2 separate regions of the Homo sapiens genome follow, and region 2 is linked to region 1. A link is a loop called in an ENCODE intact Hi-C map of the cell type or tissue named here. Cell type or tissue: CD4-positive, alpha-beta T cell. All regions are shown on one strand.

Evidence for each region. A loop is a pair of places that touch in the nucleus more often than their neighbours do. Peaks named below come from ENCODE experiments on the same cell type or tissue, not always from the same donor. Only the 100,000 strongest peaks of a DNase experiment are listed, where the experiment ranks them.
Region 2: a loop joins it to region 1, with 2.9 times the contacts of the local background. A loop is called at or near these places in 6 of 110 quality-filtered maps.

Annotation. Positions count from the first base shown.
Region 1 is chr1:93,434,629-93,442,628 of GRCh38, forward strand. No RefSeq gene overlaps it. Among named protein-coding and RNA genes, the nearest start is that of FNBP1L, 9.5 kb to the right of the region's middle. In CD4-positive, alpha-beta T cell, CTCF peaks have their summits at 3,556 (motif pointing right) and 3,763; a DNase peak (open chromatin) is centred at 3,523; H3K27me3 peaks cover 573 bases.
Region 2 is chr1:94,035,410-94,043,409 of GRCh38, forward strand. ABCA4 (ATP binding cassette subfamily A member 4) reads right to left here. Exons shown (of 50, transcript NM_000350.3): 21 at 7,927-8,000; 22 at 7,352-7,489; 23 at 5,800-5,993; 24 at 4,634-4,718; 25 at 1,736-1,941; 26 at 1,331-1,379. Among named protein-coding and RNA genes, the nearest start is that of ABCA4, 82 kb to the right of the region's middle. RefSeq lists an enhancer at 1,223-2,422. In CD4-positive, alpha-beta T cell, CTCF peaks have their summits at 4,310 (motif pointing right) and 4,513; a DNase peak (open chromatin) is centred at 4,282; H3K27me3 peaks cover 561 bases.

The DNA.
Region 1 (8,000 bases):
GATAGTTCCTATATGCAGGCAGGTTGTCCCGTTGTCTGTGCAGCCCTCAGCGTGGATTCTACCCACAGGCAGGATAGCTCCTATCCACAGGCAGGATAGCTCCTATCCACAGGCAGGTCATCCCAATGTCTGCAGCCCTCAGCAGAGAGAAGCCCTGGAGTGGGTAGCTCCTATCCAGAGGCAGGTTGTCTGGATGTCTCTACAGCTCTCAGTGGAGATGAGACCTGGAGTGGGTAGCTCCTGTCCACAGGCAGTTCATCCTGACAAGTCTGCATCCCTCAGTGGAGACTAGAGCTGGAGTGGGGAGCTCCAATCTGCAGACAGGTCATCTACCGAGTTTGGCTGAGTCCAGGGATTTTTATGGGCTTCAGAATGGAGAAAGTGCATGTTGATTGGTCCGTGGGCGGCCATGGGAGAACCTGAAAAAAGCACCATAAGTTCTCACTTCAGACAGTGGAACTGGCAGCCCGGGCCACAGCCTTCAGGCCATCCCTGGCTTGAAGGTAGGACTTCACCAGGAACCACCTCTTTCCACCCAGGAGCCTGGCTGCCTCCTGCTGCCGTCAACTTGCTGTCCATGGTGCTCACCAGCACCCAGGCTGTTCATGCTGAGGGGCACCTGCAAGCTCACACTGAGCTACCCTCTGCCCCCTCTCAGCCTCCCTCCCATGCTCCTCAGTGCCCAAAGTCCAGTGCGGACTGAGGTGGCAAGGGCTGGTGTGTCAGTGCTGCCCCAAGCATACACACTTGGCCAGGTCATGACAGTGCCCAGGCTGGGGTCTCAACTCTGCTCCAAAATCAGACCAGGCACCAGGAGTAGGGAGAGGAGCAGACAATTCCAAGCCTGCAGGGGTAGGGGGCCTTCCTGGCCCCCAGAGCTTTGGAATGCCTGGGTTCACAACCCCGGCTGGGTGACTGCAGGTGCACCTGGAGGGCAGGGCTTCTACCCCTCCAACTCTGAAAGGGGCGGGGCTTCCATCTGTTCCTGGATCCCTCTGGCTCTGTGGAGCACGCAGCCCCAGCGGTGCCTCCCCACTGCAGCCAGTGTCATGCCTGAGGCCACTCCAGACAGGCTGCAGTTGCCATCACTATTATATAACTCAGTCATTACATTCTATTATATTATTCTATTGCTGCTATAAAAAATTACCACCAATTCAGTGGTTTAAAACAGCACAAATTTATTATCTTACAGTCTGGAGGTGAGAAGTCTAAAATCAATCTCATTGGGCTACAGTCAAGAGTTGGAAAGGCTGGTTCATTCTGGAGGGTCCAGGGGAGATTCAGTTTCCTTGCCTTCTAGCTTCTAGAGACTGGCTGAATTTCTTTGGCTCCTGCTCCCATCCTCCATCTTTAAAGCCAGCAACATAGCATCTTTCAATCCCTCTCTCAGCTCCGTTGTCACTTCACTTGGTGTCTGACTCTGACTCTGTTGCCTCCTTCTTACAAGGGCCCTTGTGATGACATTGGGCCCCCTTGGTAATCAAGTGAATTTCCCACCTCAATTTCCCACCCTTCACTTAATCACATCTGCCAAGTACCTTTTGTCATATAAGGTAAATGGCAGAAGGGAATTAGGACATGGACGTCTTTGGCAGATCATTATACAGTCTGGCAAAAACTTGTAGGTATTCATTCCAAAAATAAAGGAAAGCATGTGTTCATAAAAAATCTTTTTATTTTTCCTTGAGACAGGGTCTCACTCTGTTGCTCAGGCTGGAATGCAGTGGTGAGATTATGGCTCACTGCAGCCTCAACCTCCTGGGCTAAAGCAATCTTCCCACCTGAACCTCCTGGGTAGCTGGGACCACAGGCATGCACCACCATGTCTGGCTAATTTTTTTTTTTTTGTAAAGATGACGATTTGCCACGCTGCCCAGGGTGGTCTGAAACTGTTGGCCTCAAGCAATCCTCCCACCTTAGCCTCCCAAAGTGCTGGGATTACAGGCATAAGCCACCATGCCTGGCCCCTACAAAATCTTTTACACAAATGTTCATAGCAGCTTTATTTGTAATATTTACAAGTATTTTATTTGTAATATTTACAGGTATTTTATTTGTAATATTTACAAGTATTTTATTTGTAATATTTACAAGTGTTTTATTTGTAAAACAAAAAGTAAACTATTCTCCTTTAGCAAGTGAATGGATAAACAAATTGTGATATATCCACCAAATAGAATACCACTCAGAATTAAAAGAAATTATACAGCAACAACATAGATGAATTCAAAGTAATCACAGCAGATAAAAGGAGCCAGATGATGGTGTACATACGGTATGATTCTATTTATAGAAAAATTCTAGAAAATCTAATCTTATCTGTAATCAAAAGCAAATCAGCAGCTGCCTAGGGACAGAGTGGGATGGGAGAGGTGGGTTTGGATTACAAAGGGTCATAAGGGCATTTTTGGGAGTGATGGATATGTTCATTATCTTGATTTTTGTGATGGTTTCATGAGTACATACATATATCCCTTTATAAATGTGCAGTTTATTGTATGTCAGTTGTACCTCCGTAAATGTGTTAATACAAACAAAAACAATTGATTCCATTTGGATTAAAGATAATAAAAGGGGTTGGAGCATTTTGCTGGAGGATGAAACTATATTCATCTTGGTTACTTCATAAGCAAACTGGATTTGGTGGGGGCAGGATGCTTAAACAAATATAAGCAAAGCTTCCTCTTTTCTGTTTTTTCTTCATTTTTTTTTGGCTTTCCATAGATGTTGCTGAAACACACCAAGAAGTTGCTAGCTGTCTTAAAGGTCCTTTTAGGGGACTCTGCTTTAAAAATATTTGCTTAAAAAATATCTAATTAACAGTTGAGGCTCAGAAGTGATTATTTTCAACTTAATAATTTTTTAACTTTCTCTCCCTCTCCCTTTTTGTTTTTGTTTGAGACAAGGTCTCTCTCTGTTCCCCAGGCTAGAGTTCAGTGGCGCGGTCACGGTTCACTGCAAGCTCTGCCTCTGAGGCTCCGGCGATTCTCCCACCTCAGCCTCCCAAGTAGCTGGGACTACAGGTGAGCACCACCATACCTGGCTAATTTTTGTATTTTGTTTTTAGAGATGGGGTCTCACCATGTTGCCCAGTCTGGTCTCAAACTTCTGAGCTCAAGTAATCTGTTGGTCTCGGCCTCCCAAAGTGCTGGTATTACAAGCGTAGGCCACCATGCCCAGCCAACTTTCTCTTTTGGTTGTACATATTGTGCTACTGCCTAATATTTTCTGTACTAAGTGGGCTGTAATCTGAAAGGACTATAATGTATGGTCAAAGAAAGAATGAAAATTGCAGTAAGGTCATGAACTTCTTACATGAAGAAATGAAAAATTCTGTTTTATTTCAGATTTAACAATCCTAATTGAATGCATAATATTTGCATGATGTCCTAATATTTACACTGAGTGCAAACAATAAATTCTACTATAAAGCAGTCCTGCAAATTGTAGCCAAAATCAATGTTCTTTTGCTTACTGCAGGGAGACTGGTTCTTTTTACTTCTATATAGTTCAACATTCTTGCCATTAGATGGCAGTCAAAACTAATGCAATGATTAAACTCCTCTTCAAGTTTAATAATGATTTGCATAGGTACAACATGTTATTCAGTGGACATATTTATAAAAAGTTCTGTGAAAATTGAAAGACATTGTCAATGATCTAACATTCCTCTTGGTAACCAGGCATTTTCCAAGGTAAATAGGTATCCCAAAGAGATCAGGTCTTTTTTTAAAATATGCTTTCTGAAAATTTGGAGTATAACATATGTACAGTAAAATGCAGAAAGCAACGTCAGTTCGAGGCATCACCACAAAGTGAAAACACCTATATAAGCATCACCTAGATAAAATGAAAGAACGTTACCAGCATCTCGGAAGACTCCCTTGTGCTGTCTCCCAATCATTACCTTCTCCCTTCTCCCCAGAGGTAACCATTATCCTGACTTCTGACATTATAATTTAGGTTTTCCTATTTTAAGAAAGTTTATAAGTGTTATTATATATTCTTTATGTCTGGCTTCTTTCACTCAATATTTTTGTTATTTTTGCTTGTAGGTATATTTCATTCTTTTCCCTTGTGGTTAACAAATTTTATTATATGAATATACCACTATTTATCCATTCTACTATTGGAAATTTGGGTTGTTTCCAGTATTTAGCTATTATAAATAATTTTCTGTGATGAACATCCTTGCATGTGCCTTTGGTGCACATAAGAATGTATGGCGTTTGAGTATATACCCAGGAGTAGAATTTTTGGATTGCATGGTATGCAATATTGCCAAATAGTTTTTCAAATTTGTATCAATTTACACTTCCACCAGCAGTGTGTGAGAATTTCTATCATTCCACATCTTTACTAACACTTGGTGTTGTCGATCTTTTAAATCTCAGCCATTCTGGTAGACAGGTAGCGATATTTCAGTAGGGTTTTAATGTGCATTTTCCTCATACCTAATAAGGTTAAACACTTTTTGAATATATTTTCTTACGTTAAGTGTTGATTCATGTATTTTGCCAATTTCCCACCATGTGGTCTATCTTACTGTTTTGTAGGAACTCTTTATATATTCCCCAGATATGAGCCCTTTGTTTGGTATATCTATTACTAATACATTTTCCCATTCTGGGTTTGTCTTTTCATTCTCTTAAAAGCACTTTTTGGTAAATTTTAATTTACTCATTTTATCAATTTTTTCCTTTATGGTTAGTTCGTGCTTTTTGTACTTTGTTTTAAAAACCTCTGCCTATACCAGAGTTGTGAAGATAGTCTCATATGACATGTTCTAGAAACTTCACTGTATTAACTGTGAAACTCTGTATTTTCACAAAATTCAACTCCAGGTAGATTTTAGATCAAACTGTGAAATACACTTGTTTACTATTGCTTGCAGTCATGTAACTTGTGGCATTCCTTTCTTCTGGGCACAGGAACCAGAAATAGGATACTAAGAGCAGAGAATAAAAATTTGTTTTTTCTCAAATTGTATGTTTGCCTGTGAAGAAATTCTTTCTTGCCAATTTTGCTGAAATGGAGAGAAGAAAGGGTACGCAAGAGACACCACTTCTTCAGGTTAACTCCAGGAGAATGATCTAGAAAGTGTTCTAGGATACTCAGCTGGGCGTGTTTTCTTTTTGCAGATTGAATCCTGAAGTATTGTAGTCAGTCATTCCTTTAACATTTAATGACACCTTTTTTTTTTTTTTTTTTTTTTTTGGAGACACAGTCTCGCTCTGTTGCCCAGGCTGGAGTGTAGTGGCATGATCACAGCTTACTGCAACCTCAACTTTCTGGGCTCAAGTTGTCCTCCCACCTCAGCCTCCTGAGCAGCGGGGATTATAGGCACATGCAATCATGGCTGGCCAATATTTTTATTTTTTGTAGAGGCAGGAGGGTCTCACTATGATGCCCAGGCTGGTCTCAAACTCCTGGACTTACGCTATCCTCCTACCTTTGGCATTGCAAGTGCTGGGATTATAGCCATGAGCCACTGCACCTGGCCTTAAATGACATTTGAGTATAATAGTGAAGATGAGATAAATTGTGAACAGGCAGGGTGTCTCCTTGAAGCAGTCTGGGTAAATTGCTATGAGAGCACAACACTAGGAAGAGTTTCCAGGGGTAGCAGATCCTTGTTACTCCTGGACCCACCCACTAGAAGTGCAGAAAAGGCAGGTTACTTCATAGGTGGATAAGCAAATGTTCAGTTACCCTTCTGTGTAATCTGGTGGCCAAAAACATTAATTAAGAGTCCCCTCTCCTGAACCTTCAGCTTAAACACTGAGCAGCTTCCTGTCTCACCACACCTAAGCGGAGATTTGTTTGAACTCACCGCACATGAGTCCTTAAACAGAACCTCTCCAGCCTTGCTCGAAGTGAGTCATTTATTTTCTGGGTCTTTCCTGGGAGATGCAGGGAATGGTGTTCGTGTGAGTTTGTGGTGTGTTTGTGTTTGCTGTTTTTTTTGGCAAATTCCACAGAGCAATGTGTGTGATATTCATTAATAATCAAAATACACTATGGAGTTAACAAAAATACATGCAAACATTATGGCTCCATCACTGGAAATTTAGAAATTCCGACTTAATAGGCCTACAGTGAGGCCTGGGCGTTGTTGGTTTTTGTAATTTTAAACTTTCTTTAGATAGATAAAATACGGACAATGTAATAAAATTAAATGTACAAAAGAGAAGTAGTGAGAAGTAGGACTCTTAAATCATCCCAGTCTCCTAGTTCCCCTGTCCAGAGGGAAGTACTACTTCCAGTTTCTTGGGTTTCCTTCCAGAGGTATTCTGTGCATGCACACAGAGAGTGAGATTTTCTCTTTTAAACAGAAGTGATAGCATCATTTACTACTGTTCTGAATATTGTAAGTCACTAATTTTTAAAAGGCTCTCCAAGAGATTTTGAAGCAAATGCTTCATTAAGAGCTACCGATAAAAGCTATGCTTCTGTTCCCTGCTAAAAGCTATGGATGCATCTATTAAAAATCTTTTATATCTAATTTCATGTATTCAGCAATGCCCTCAAATCTGTGGTCTAAATTCATCGGGTTAAGACTCTGTGATCTAGGGTGTTCAATTTAAGAATACTTGGTGTTACCAGATTAAAATACAGGATGCCTAAATTTGAATTTCAGATATAAAATAGTTTTTAGTGTAAGTATATTCCATGCAATATTTATAATATCTGAAATTCAAATTTAAGTGGGAGTCTGAATATTTAATCTGGCAGCCCTATAGAAAATTTTGAGTCATCGGAAGTTATTCCAACTGATAGTCTGTAGAATGCCCTCTTTTTGAGACGACCTAGGTTATAATTTTAAAACCAAGCCCTTTAGGTTAAAGCCAAATTCTCTGAGTTTAATGATAAATTAGGTATCTGTTGGCTTACTTCAACATAAATGGATTTAATTTGCTGTTTTATCTCATGGGATAAACCTGTATTGTTACAGTGAAGTGGCCACTGAAATTAAAAAATAAACTTGAGGCCAAAAGTTTGAGACCAGCCTGAGCAATATAGTGAGACCCTCTTTCTAAAAACACAAGAAATTAGCAAGATTTGGTGGAATACAATTAGTCACTGCTACTCAGGAGGCTAAGGTGGGAGGATCACTTGAGTTTGAGGAGGAATTGAGGTCCAGGAGTTTAAGGCTGCTGTGAAATATGATGTTATGCTTCATGTCACTGCCCTCCAGCCTGGGCAACAGAGCAAGACCCCATCTCTTTAAAAACAAACAAACAAAACACCAAATCTTGAATTTACACATAGTAGATTATGTGTATTACTTTTAAAGAATTTAAAATATCTAAAGTCTGAGCCATGTTAGTCTTTAGAATCAACATTAAAATCTTAGCAGACTGGATTTGGATAAGGATAAAGAGAACCAGCCTAGAGGTAAGTGTTCATGATTGATTATTTAAATCATTTTTATTATCAATAAAAAAGTTATTAAGCATTTACTTAAATGGTGAAAAATTCTGACATGAAGGATGCAGAATTGTGGTTTATTATCTTTTAAGTAAATCAATAATAACATATTATGCTGCAGTTTGCCACGGTTACCACAGGGCTGAACGAAGGAGGATGAACGAGAAATGAAAACTTAAAACAAAAGAAACTGTCTTAAAGAAGGGATCTGGGGAAGAAGAAGAGGGCTTCCTGCTTCTACTAAGCAAAGGCAGCCGCCTTGAGCTTCTACAGCCGTTCATATTTATTGTGTAGATAGAGCAGGGAGCAGGAGGTAATGATTGGTCAGCTACTTAACTGATCACAGGTTCACATTATTGCTAACAGGCTTCAGATGCGCCTAATCACAAGAAACACGTGCCTGGGGCGTGACTGCCCTCAGCATTCCTTCTGGGCGGCAGACGCAGTTTATCAGTTTGCCAACACCCTGCTTTCAAGGGAACAGTTTGCTGTTTACTCATATAGCCTCCAGTGGTATACTGAGTTGGTCACAAACCTCACTCTTTCGGCCTGCAACAATATTATAA
Region 2 (8,000 bases), 600 kb after region 1:
GCCAGGACGACTACATCTTTTGGTCACCATGCGATGTACTGGGATGGGCTGAAGCATATCTGGGCTGGTATATGTGTCCATTGGTAGTTCTAGGCATAGTAGATAGATGTTTGGGATCATTATGAAGAAAGATGAAAACCAAGTTATCTTAAGAGCTGATTCCAGAATCCACATAGAAAGGAAACACTCCAACAGGAAAACACTGAAATATGCCACACTGGAAAGAAGGAGGTAACTGGTGGTTTAGGAGGTGTTAGGAGCCCAGGGGCAGCAAAGGAGAATCGCTGCAAAGCTTTGCCTGTACCAGGAGAGGATTTTACAGTGTGGGTGGACACCTCGTGTTCTATCAGAAGTGGTTTCTGTTTGTGTGGCAGGTAACCCTTCCACACATCTATCTCCCCACCCTCCACCCTCTGCTGTAAACTCTGCTACACTCACACATGCTTTGTGTGGCTGTGGGTTTGATAAAAGTTCATGGAAGGAGCTAGTTGGTGCCCAGGCTGACACATGTAGAAGAGAGACTTCTAGAATCCACAGGAATTTTGGTCCCCATGTTTTCAAAGCCCATAGACCACTAAATAAGGGTTCAAAATGATTTTATGTTGATCTCAAAGGGGCCAGGAGACTGACGTCTGAGTTGTATTTGATAAACATTAAGGACTCTGCCAGCTGTCACTCATGCAGACAGAGATGGATCAGAGGCCTGGTGGAGATGACAGGAGGAGATGAGGATGATGACATGGCAGGCCGAGAGACTGGGGATACAGCATGAGGAGCTGAGGGATGAAGCTACCAACCTGACCTCCGTAAGAATCCTCATTCATCCAAAGTGTCCCCATCTAGACCTAACTCAGTCTGTTATTCCTTTGTCACTCAAAGCCATCTAGGATGCAAAATGCCTACTACTGGGGAGTCAGATACTATGGAGGAGTATTTGCCTGCTTTGTTGTTTCATGACTTTTTCCTTAGACTTTTTTTTTTTTTTGAGATGGATTTTGCTCTTGTCGCTCAGGCTGCAGTGCAGTGGCACAATCTCTGCTCACTGCAACCTCTGCCTCCCAGGTTCAAGTGATTCTCCTGCCTCAGCCTCCCGAGTAGCTGGAATTACAGGTGCGCGCCACCACACCTAGCTAATTTTTGTATTTTTAGTACAGATGGGGTTTCACCATGTTGGCCAGGCTGGTCTCGAACTCAGGTGGTCCATCTGCCTTGGCCTCCCAAATTGCTGGGATTACAGGCATGAGCCACTGTGCCCAGCCCCTTAGACTTTCGAGATGGAACTTGGGAGGGAGGCAAGGAAGGGAACAAGCCACTGGCTCCAGCACCATACCCGCAAACAGAGGTCCTGAATCAGAATCCTCCGTGACCTTCAGAAAAATCTGTCAAGAAGAAAAAAAGAGAGAATTTTGTTTAGTCATTCTTATTCTCAGAAAAATCTAACCCAAGCTCTGTTTTGTTGGGTATTGCTTCATAATGGGAAGAAAATCCATTACGACTCTATCTGAGAACATCATCTTCTATAAATACAAAAACGTAAGCACACAGTAACCACAAGTACATAAAATTTGTATGCATGCAGAGATGGGGGAACTATGCCAAAAATAAAGATAGTTGCTATGCTTGGGTGGGGAACGATGGCTTTTTGCTTTTACAAAACTTTGCTCTAATGTTAGACTTTTTCAAAGAACCGCCACTTCTGGCACTTGACAGAAACCAGCTGGAATCTCTACTTTACCTCTTCCAGGGGAGTGTCAGAAATTCCAAAACTGCTGAGACCAAGGTCAGCCAGCGTCTCCTCCAGCTCTCTGAAAAGGCTGGCATATGCTCTGTGCTTGAAGTTCTTATTTGGAAGAAGGAAGATAAGTTCTTGACCAATGCACTCCACCAGCTTTGCCTCTGGAACATGGTGGAGAACTACATCCATCAGCTCATTTACATCCCCTAGGACAAGAAAAAAGACTGATGCCAGCTCTGTTTTCCAGAAACTGGAAGACTGTGAGGTTACCCAGATTTCCTACTTCTCTCCACTTCCCCTTTGAAGAAGAGGTATTTTGTATCTCGGCAGTGACTCTTTCAGAGGACTGATGCTCCATCAAGTCTGCTTTTAGCTTAGTTGGCCCTGAGATCATCATTGAGAGGCAGAGGGAAACGGAAGCAAAGTCCTCCCGACTAGCTAGCTGTGCAACCTGGGGGCGGAGGTTGGTGGGGGGGTCATGCAACTTTCCTGTGCCAGTTCCTCCTCTGTTCAACGAAATGCTCTGTCCCCTCAAACTATGTTATGTTGGGTGGGTCACATTAGACTTTCCTCATCTGTGAAAAGGGGAAAATACTGGTATCCACTTCATTGTTGTTTTTGAGGACTGGATGAGTCAAACTACACAAAGCAGTTAGAGAAATACCTGGCACATAGGTGAGTGCTGGCTGCTATTATTATCCTTTACATCATCTCGGTAAGAAATCTCTTACTCATGGTTGTTTTTCATTCTCATTCACTGAAAACTTGAGGGCTAAGTCAAAGTTGTTTTCATTTTTCTGGTCTGTCACCAGCTATGGGGGACTTGCCCAAGACACAAACCTGGAACCGGTGACCAAGCTGAGTGAGAAGTACCTTCCCTAAATCACACACACATGCCTACTCTAACTTCTCAGAAGATTGCACAGTTTCTCTTGGGATTGCACCTGCCTCCACAAACAAAACTGAATCCTCAGGTCACAGGAAATGCAGAGGGGGGGTTGAGAAGCCATGGAGAGAGGCTGGGGGAGAGGGTAGGATATGCGGTGCGTATCATAGACTGTGAACAAGTGTCAGGTATCAACTGTTTATCTGACACATGTATACAGTCAGAATTGAATTTTATGTACAAATGTGTATTACTTTAAAATTAAAAATCTAACTGTGAAAACCTCACTTGCATGCACTTGAAGAGAGAGTTCTCTCGCACATTGTCTTGAGAGGCAGGTCAAAGGGAGAGGGATTCCAGGACTCAAAACATGACTCTTCAGAAAGCAGCTCTCAGAGTTGTGGACACCCAGTAGGTTCTTTTCTTTTTTTGTTGTTTAAAAAATGATCCATATGAAGGGATTTCATGGTTTTCAACCAAAATCCTTCTGCCTAGCCGGATTGGAAGTCTTGCTTTATGTCAAATCTGCAAGTTGGACTTGATTGTCTTTAGCTCTGAGATGACTTCATACGGAGGCTGGAGAGTCCTTTACGTTAAGGAAGCAGCTCTGCCCTAATAGCTCTCCAGGGGTCATATTCATTGTTCTTTTAGGAAGGAAATTGAACCCAAAGCTGCTGGATTCCCAGGAATTGTGTCTTAGGCATGTGTCAGCCTTTCCAGAAGTAGCTCTGTAGGTCAGCAGGGCTTTGGGCATCTGGGAGGGAGGTCTGTGAGTGTGTGTGTGGTATGTGGGTGTGTTTAAGTGAAAAGACTTTCAAGGAGCTAACTGGGGATTCAAATGATTTTCCCTTTCTTATTTGGGGCATAACTATTTAGTGCATTTCCCACCATTCACAGCATCCCGATTCTATACAAAGAAAACCTTTATTTAGAAATAAAGTAATTTAAAAAAAAGAATCATTCAGCCATGCAGGCCCTGTTTCCAATCTGATTTTGGCAAATCACAGTAACTTAACATATTAGTATCAATTTAAAACAAATATAAACTTCTTGACCAAGGTTCAGAGAGCAGGGAGATAGGTACCCACAGCAAGGCAGGCTAGGAGAAAGACCCAGAGATGTCATCCTAAAAAGATGTTTTCTGTTCATCACAGGGTCTCTCAGTGTAAAGAGAGGGCAGGTGCATGAACAGTGATGATGCCTCTCTGAGCATGTTCCCTCCAGTTGTAATGATCAGACAACGCAAATATTGCCCGGTTCTCTTGCTTCACCAGATTTCAGTTAGTAAATTCTTAACATTTGAAAAAGTTTGTGCTAAATAGAAAAATATGCCTTTTCTTTGATAAGCAGATACTTTCCCCATTCATTAACCTGCATCAGTACGTAAGTTTAGTTTTGCTCCTGTGTGGGAATACGCTTCTCACACATTCTCTCACATAGAGAGGGGATAGCCTCTCCACTGCAGCTCCTTGGAGATGGGGGCACCCCTGAGAGCTTCAGTGCATCCTAATTAAAGGGAGAATCACTGGGAAATTGGGAAGCTGAGGGGAGAATCAGGAGTATAACAGGGGTGTATGCTATTTCCAGACTTGCCATCCACATGTGCAATCTCTGACTCCACGAATTCACTGGAAGAGCCGTGCATCACCATGCTTCCACTAGAGGGCGCCACGGCACACATGTAGAAGAAGCTCTCCCCAGACACTAAGGAATGTGGCCTGGAGCCAGGGCAGGGGGACCCCAGGAATGATGGCTTACTAAGGGTAAGAGCACAGAGTGTATTCCTCATTAAAGGGAGAGGGCCTTTAGGTGCATGACTTTTAAAATCCCTTTGGGAATGAAGGAAGAAGGAAGAGGAGAAAGAAGCTCAAAGCAAAAGAACAACTGTGTGACCTGCAGAAGTACCCAGTGTTCTCTTTGCTCCCATTAAAATGCATCACAACAGGACACACCCAGCAATACTGGGAGATGGCTGCCAGACGGAACCCAAGTATGGCCCGTCCAGTCCTTACCATCCAGGACTTGTTCTGGAGTTAGGTCATCGACGTGGGCTGGACACGTGGTGGAGAAACCCTTAGACGAGCAGCTGCAGGTCCCCTGCAACAGATGGATGGGATGACTGACAAGATGCACATCCCTTCCATGACAGCCTCTCCCTGATGCCAGCTGCTGTCACCGCCCGCTTTATTTATTTCTCACTGCCAAGTGTAGTCAACACATTTTTTTCTTCACTGTTTAATCTGTTAATTCATCTGAGCATTTTGAGGGTGTAGTCGCTTGATTTTATCCTAGAGAGTGTGTGAGTCACACACAGAGAGGAGCAGAACCTCCAAGGGTCCCTTTGGCTTGTCATCAATTATGTGGCAGCTGTAGGTTCTGCCTGTGGGAGACATTCTGTGCCTCCCTCCCCGTGGATGGACATAGGAAACCCCAGCGGCAGCCAGACACTTAAACCAGAGGCATAAATAATGCTGCCATATCATAATCATGACCATTTGAATGTGAGCAATGCCTGTTCTTAAGAAGCCCAGAGCACATTTATAATACTTTATCTCACTTATCTTCACATCCCTAAGAAATAGAAGCAGAGGTCATTAGCTTCATGTTCCATGTGAAGAAGAAAAAAATACTAAAAAAAAGGAGGAATTAAATAATTTGCCTAGGATGACACAGTTTGTTCACTTCGCAGCACAGACATAAAACTGGGTCTCCTGATGTGCTGAAGTGGTCTCTGCTGGTTGGTACTTTTTGCCTTCATCATTTTTATGTTATAGCACCCAAGGAGGCCTCTTCTTAGTTTTCACTTACCACTGAAATTCAGGTTTAATTAGGGAATATTAATGTTGAAATGAAGCTCAACCAATTGCTCTTAAAACAGCCTAACCTTACAGAATAAGACACTCACTTCTATGTTGCACCAAACCGCACCAAACTGGTGTGTAATCTGGCATGTAATACTTGCAGACCATTTAAAGCTAGTTGTTTCATTTTGGCTAAAGCATCTCTGTAGGAGGAGGCTTCAGAATGTGTTCATCGAAATCTTCTGCAAATGGTCCCAGAACAAAGACACTGATTCTGGTGGCGAGAGCCTGTGTGAGTAGCCATGTCTGGAGTGGCAGCCCCGTGCTGTGTGCTCCTTCTCACCCAGGCCAGGGTCCTTCCCTGGGCAGACACCTACCTCACTGCCTTTCCTTTGGCTCTGGATGTTTTTCATCTTGCGCACCAAGGTTAAGTACAAGCCTGTGCCAAAGCAGTTCTTCAGGAAGAGTGGGGTGCCTGAGCAGTAGAGCCTTCCCTGGGCAATGATGGCAATGCGGTCCCCAAGGAGGTCGGCCTCGTCCATGTGGTGAGTGGACATGATGATGGTTCTGCCTGCAAGGTAGGGGCCAGGGCAATCACCAGGCCTGCCCTGGGTTGGGCATTGTTGGTAAAGGGTGTACAGCAATTTCCTGGCTATATAGTTGCAAAAATCAGGAGTTAACTAAAAAAAAAAACCCAAGGGAACTAATTCAGCAGCAAATTCCAGCATATTAGGACAATAATAACTAACATTTCATAGCTTCCTACATACTGTAAAGCATTGCCACACACAGTGTCTCTGTATCCAGCATAGGATCTGATTCAAATAAATCTCTATATTAGGGGCTCATGTATTATGGTCAGCATCTAGGGAGTTTCATATGTACATTTTCTGGATCATTAAGCTCTGGATTTATACTCTTCATAAAGAACACACACGTGCATACTCTCACTAACTGGAGATGTCATTAACAGAAAACAGCAGGCCGGGCACGGTGGCTCATGCCTGTAATCCCAGCACTTTGGGAGGACAAGGCGGGAGGATCACCTGAGGTCGGGAGATCGAGACCATCCTGGCTAACACGGTGAAACCCCGTCTCTACTAAAAATACAAAAACAATTAGCTAGGCGTGGTGGCGGGCACCTGTAGTCCCAGCTACTCAGGAGGCTGAGGCAGGAGAATGGCTCGAACCCAGGAGGCGGAGCTTGCAGTGAGTGGAGATTGCGCCACTGCACTCCAGCCTGCGCGACAGAGCGAGATTCTGTCTCAAAAAAAAAAAAAAAAAAAAAAGAAAAGAAAGAAAGAAAATAGCAATGAGGATTTCAGGATGACAAACCCTCAGAGAAAGGCACGGGGCAACGCTGTGTGAGTAGAGCAAGGGGGAAAGCTCTGGCTTGACCACGGGGTTGAACCGTGCTGTTACCTCTATGGGCACTCAGCTCTGCTTGCTGTCTCTTCTGATCTGAGCCCCTTGTCTGAGAGGTGCCATGACAGAGGAGCCACTTCCATCTGTGGCCACCCTCTGGAGCACTGAATGCCCAGCAGGTCACCCTCACACTGGTCCTGAGTGGTCATCTGACAGCTATGGAGCTTCTAGGTATGTTTGCAGGTGACCTGGGTCCCCATGGTCAGAGAAGACATTCACCTAGAGTAGCATCCATTATTCCAGACAGAAGGGCTGCAGGTCAAGAGAATTTTCTAAAATATTTTGGGAAGTAGGTTGCATCATCAGTGATTCTCTGTTTATATTTGTAAAAACCTCAGGAGGCTTTAGCTGGAACTTAGATTCACCAAGTCACTGATAAACCCCCTTCTGAGTGTAGTCATTGTGGTTCCTGTACTCAGCTACAAAATGGCAGGTGAGAGAGTGGGGACCACAGCTAGGGCTGCAGTGAGAGCCCAGCCCAGGAGACTGAGCAGCAGCTGTTACCTGAGCGATACTTCAGGAGCAGATCCCAGATTGAGCGTCTCGAGTAAGGGTCCACCCCAGAGGTGGGTTCGTCCAGAATCACCACCTTGGCATCTCCCACAAAGGCAATGGCAACCGACAGCTTTCTCTGCATGCCACCTGGAGGCACAAGAAGGACGGGAGAGTTAAGGGGCTGTGGAGGGTGAGGAAGAGAAAGGCCCAGGGCAAGTGGCATTGTGGGGGTACCTTAACCCAGCAGTGGTTTGGTGCTGCCTCTTAGATGTTTATAGCGTTCAAAGCCCTAATACTGTTCAGGCTTTGTAAATGCAGAAAGGGCAACCCTCACCTCCTCGGATCAGACCCTTTGAAGACTGTTCAAGCACATCAATCTCAGGACAAATAAAACCCAGGCTGCTGTGAGACAGTGCTCTGCAGGGAAAATGATCTGGGGGCTGCTCTTAGATTTTTGGTGTAACTTCACAGAGGTGTTCCCACCCTTAGAAGCTCTCCTGCTCCAAGCCTCCCCTGCCTCCTGGGTGCACTGGGGAGCCATGGATTTGCCATCTGTGGCCCTGTCTCCATCCAGCTCTGAGCACCTGATAGGTCCTGAGCCTCTTCATTCCGCTTGTGGTGGAGGCCTGTGTCCTCCAACATGGCTTCCATCTCCAGC